Regions from separate parts of the Homo sapiens genome. Here region 2 is linked to region 1. Evidence: chromatin loops called from intact Hi-C (ENCODE). Cell type or tissue: ascending aorta. All regions are shown on one strand.

Region 1 (2,500 bases):
TAGAGGAAAATGTGACGTGGAGACACAGACACACATGGATTGTGACAATGAAGGCAGAGATTGGAGTGATGCTGAGATAGGGTCTTTGTGGTTGTGATCAAGTAAAGAGGAGGTTATTAGGGTGGGATCCCATTGTAATATGGCTGGTCCTTATAGGTAGAGGAAAATGTGATTTGGAGACATAGACACACATGGAGTGTGACGATGGAGGCAGCGAGTGGAGCGATGCAGCTGCCAGCTGAGGAGTGCCAAGGGTTGATGGTCACCATCGGAAGCTAGAGGAGGCAAGGGGGGCTCTGTCTGGAGTCTCAGAGGGACAGCAGCCTTGATTTTGGACTTCTTGCCTCCAGAAAGGTGAGACAATACATTTCCGTTGTTTTAAGCCTCCTGGTTTGTGTTACTTTGTTGTGGCAGCCCCAGGGACTCTGAGTTGATATTCTGTCAAATACACAGCAGAAATTCGCCTTTCCTGATCACATCACACTGATTCCGGGACCAAGCAGGATGTCACAGGTGGGGGTCAAGCCAGGCTTGAGAAGATGGGCCGGGCTGGGCCTCAGCCTCTCATGGGCTTCTGTGGGTCATGGCCTTGGCGTTCCTCCAGCCCTGGCTAATGCAGTCTTCTGTGGAGGAATGGCATCCCAGGCCTTCACCCCTCCAGGTCAGCCGTGGCTGCCGGCCAAGATGGCCGCGTGGGCAGCCTCACATTCCTTCTCGGCTTTTGGCCCCATGTCCTCGGCACTCAGGTCTGCAGTTCAGCCCAAGTGTTGAGACTCAGGTATGCAGCTCAGGGCGGCCTTAATTAACCCTCCCATGGGCCTGGGCACCGCCTGCGCCTCATCAACTCTGGGCTGCTGGTTTTGTTCCTGACGCTGCAGCCTGACACTGTGGGCGGGGGTGCAGTTTGCGATGGAAGGCTGCCTCCGAATCGAGGAAGCCTTGACCTTGGGAGGGGCCTGCCTTTTCGCTGGGCTTGCCTTTCTCTGGGCAGCGTTCGCTCAGCACTTCAGTGCGGCCGATTCCCCTGGGACTGAATTCACACCAGCCACGACGACTTCCCGGCTACTTCACGTTCTCTATGTTTGCAGCTGTTCTTTGGTGGCAGAAAAAGATGATTTTTCTTCCCCCCACTCCCATTCCCTTTTGTTAGTTTCTCTCCCTGAACCACATTTTGAGCTGAGTGAAGGTCTCAGGTTGGCCTTTAGAGGGAGTCAATCCTCTGATAGCATCAGGTACCGGAGAGGCGGAAATGAGGGTGTTAGGCCCTGGAGAGCAGGTGCCACCGGCTTGCCTCCCACTGGGAAAGACATTTCTGTATCTTTGGCCCATGAATTATATTCTCTTCTCAAGCAGCTCCAAATGAGCATTTAGGGCTTTATCTATCTCCCATATGCATGATTGACTGGGAGGTAGGACGGCGGCCCTGGGTGTGGTCTTGGCTCACCTGCTCACCAGCTGGGTGACTGGGTCTCACTGCCACCCAACACTCACCCAGCCCCCTCCTGGGGCATTGGAGGGATTAGGGGTGGAGACATGGGTAAGAGAGTGAGCATGCAGGTGCCTGGGGAAGCACTTTCTGAAGGCACGTGGTTTGTCCTTGCCATCTCTTTGATTTTACAGTTGGCAAGAATTTCCAAGGCATCTCATCAACAACTTCTGATAAATGAGGAAGTGGAGGCTGAATTATAGTTCCACAGCATCGGGAGCCAGAAGCGAGGTGGGAATCCAAGTCTTCCGGATTCCCAGCTCCGTGATTCGTGCCTGTCACAAATTTGGGACCAAAAGCCACCTGTCTGTGGGATTAACAACAGTCGAGGCTATGACTGACATCGTGCCCTAGCGAGTGCACAGGTCTGGCCAGCTGGGCGGCTGGACCTGGCTCTCTCGCCTTGGGTCCGTTCAGCCCATTTTGTGGATGGATCAGGTGAAGTGTGGCTCCTGGGGCTGCTGGCTGCTTTCCAGTGTGCGGTTGCCAAGCATGTGAATGAGGCTTTCCTGAGCCACAGCTTCCATGGCGCATGCCGGAGGAACCCTCGCATGGAACCTAAGGGCGCCAGAGGCGGAGTTGGAGGCGTGGTATTGGGGGATCCTGGGGATGCGTGTTGGGGGCTGGGTGGGTGCTAGGAGAGAGGAAAGAACTGGACCCACCTGGAAGACCAGCCAGGTGTGGGTCAGAAGCTATAAACATGAGAGGGCTCGAGGAATTCTCATAGTGCTTTCTGGAGCCGGGGAAAAGAGGGCTGGCCAGGAGGCCCCCACGTTTCTCTCCACCATCCTGCAGTCTTCATTTTCCCTCCAAATGGGAGGGTTCCCCGCAGCTGGCCAGCCCGCCGTGGCACAGACTGTGTTTCTCTTCTTTGAGTGCCACACGAAAAACACTGAATAGATGCCGACAGGCAAGTTGGAAGGTACAAGGGAGTCCTGGGATTATTTTTTTGAAGGCATTTTAAAGGGTAGATGGCTTCCTTTCTGCTCTGTGCCTGTCCCCAGCTCAGCCCTC
Region 2 (2,500 bases), 100 kb after region 1:
TCTCACATCAGTCAGAATGGCTATTACTAAAAAGTCAAAAAATAACAGATGCTGGTGAGTTTATGGAGAGAAAGGAATGCTTCTACACTGTTGGTGGGAGTGTAAATTGGGCCAGCCACTGTGGAAAGCAGCGTGGTGATTCCTCAAAGAGCTAAAAACAGAACTACCATTCAACCCAGCAATCCCAATACCAGGTATATACCCAAAGAAATATAAATCGTTCTGTCATAAAGACATATGCACACATATGTTCATTGCAGCACTATTCACAACAGCAAAGATATGGAATCAACCTAAATGCCCATCGGTAATTGACTGGATAAAAAATGTGATACACATACACCATGGAATACTATGCAGCCATAAAAAAGAATGAGATCATATTATTTGCAGGCACGTAGATGAAGCCATTATCCTTAGCAAACTAATACAGGAACAAAAAACCAAATAACTGCATGTTCTCACTTATAACTGGGAGTTAAATAATGAGAACACTTGGACACATAGAGAGGAGCAACGCACACTGGGGCCTACTTGAGGGTAGAGGGTGGGAGGAAGGAGAGGATCAGAAAAAATAACTAATGGGTACTAGGCTTAATATGTGGTTGATGAAACAATCTGTTCAATAAACATTCGCAGCACAAGTTTACCTATATAACAAACCTGCACATGTACCCCTGAACTTCAAGTTAAAAAAAAAGAGTTTAGTGCAGTTCATTGTTCTTGAAAAGGCACACACGAAGTCTTTTCTCATGACCAGCACTGCTTCACAGGTGTTATCAAAAGTACCGAACAACAAAACGCTCCTTAAAAACTTGGGCTTGCCACGCAATTACAAATGAAAGAGTGGTTTTTAGATTAGGATTAATTTTATGACCAAATAGAGGGTTGAGCTACTTTGAACATGCTGCAGTTGACAGTTTATTACACAAGAACAAAGGCGTTGGTGCATAAAACTTAGGTAACAACTACAATAACTTAAAACAAATCTCAGGGGCCATCACATTTCTACAGTTGAGACTTTTTTCCCAAGAAGGAAGGCTGCACCTGCCCCCTGCCAAGACAGTCCGTTGCATGGCCCTAAGAAAACCACCTAACTCAGTTGGAACGGTACCAGTTTTGTGATTAAAGTAGGGCTTGGGTCCAGCCAAGCATTAGTTTTGAAGAATGAGTAACTAGGCTGTTTCGGGAGCAGCAGTGTTGGTAAGATCAAAACCAGGCGGGGGAAGAAGCCCCAGGCCACTGGTGTTTCTGAAAGTGTGCTCCCAGAGTCCTCAAGATATATTCCTACTTGGAACAAGTATCAGAATTTTATTCCTTTTTAAGGCTGAATACTATTCCACATTTTTGTTATTCATTCATCAGTCATTGGACATTTGAGTGAAAACAGAACTTTTAATCTTACTAGCTCATACATGAACAAGACATGAGTTTGTTCATATGAGCTAGTGATATTTTTAAAAGTCAGTTTCTTCTTTAGAAAAAGAGCATTTTAAGCAAGTTCACTGAAGAAAATTGCCCAACCTCTTTAATAGTGTGGGGAAAAATAGATGATAAAATACAAAAATAAGTAGGCAACAGCATGTATTTAAATCATAGCAAACATGTAAATAGGGATATCATTCCTCCCCTACTCCTCCACCTCAGGTTTTTTTTGTTGCTGTTCTGGAAAAATATTCGGGGTACAAAGACTGCATTTCAAAAATAGAATTTATGAGCCTAATCATCTTAACAGGGAACATAAATGCCAAAACAGCTTCTATGAGTCATTTCTTGGATTCTAAAAGGAATTCATTTCAAACAGGAGTTTTCTCGTCTTTGAGGTTTGTTTTAAGAAGTTCCAAAAGCAAATAGCAAAATAACAAAATGCCTGGAGCTGCAGATCTCGAAGCACCCTTCAAAATAGCAGCCCTGGTGTCAGACGTCTGGGGCTGGCTCTGGGCTGGAGGGGTCTCCATTCCTCTCCTAGGTCTGTGGACCATGAGAAGATCATTGCATTTAAGAAACAACAATGCTAAGGAATGGGTAGGGGTTCTGGGGAATGGAAGTGTGAGAAAGAAAACCAAAGGATCTTTGAGATTTTTAAAAGCCATGACTATAGTTTGGAAAGGAATCCCACACAGGAGCACCAACGTAATTCTGCTGATTTTTCTTTTTAAACGTTCTGTGTTTACTCAACCATCCATGCCTGAATTGTCTCCCTAGCTCATCTGTTTGCAGCCCCTGTTCCTGGGGAACAAAACCTCCTAGTCAAGAATCATCACGCCCATGGCTACACTACCACAAACACTCCAGTAAATCAGGTGAACACCCACCCAGGGCTCCAGAGCCTACACACATGGAACATTTGTACTTTGGTGACTTCCATCTTGAAGATCTACGTGGGCCAAGAGTGATGCTGACATTAGCTGCTTCTTTTTCCACGATCAAGTGGGTTTGGTGATCAAATAAGTTAGGAGCCTGGGCAACATAGTGAGACCCTGTTACTACAAATAATACA

What was found. Peaks named below come from ENCODE experiments on the same cell type or tissue, not always from the same donor. Only the 100,000 strongest peaks of a DNase experiment are listed, where the experiment ranks them.
Region 2: it touches region 1 in a loop (2.3-fold over the local background); 5 of 110 quality-filtered maps call a loop at or near these places.

Annotation. Positions count from the first base shown.
Region 1 is chr21:39,021,712-39,024,211 of GRCh38, reverse strand. No RefSeq gene overlaps it. Among named protein-coding and RNA genes, the nearest start is that of LINC02940, 3.7 kb to the right of the region's middle. RefSeq lists enhancers at 248-813, 1,821-2,321. In ascending aorta, a CTCF peak has its summit at 1,194; DNase peaks (open chromatin) are centred at 831 and 1,990; H3K4me3 peaks cover 508 bases; H3K27ac peaks cover 2,500 bases.
Region 2 is chr21:38,920,545-38,923,044 of GRCh38, reverse strand. All of the region lies in intron 2 of ETS2-AS1 (ETS2 antisense RNA 1), which reads left to right. Among named protein-coding and RNA genes, the nearest start is that of ETS2-AS1, 17 kb to the left of the region's middle. In ascending aorta, no CTCF peak of the experiment used is centred here; a DNase peak (open chromatin) is centred at 1,147; H3K27ac peaks cover 2,500 bases.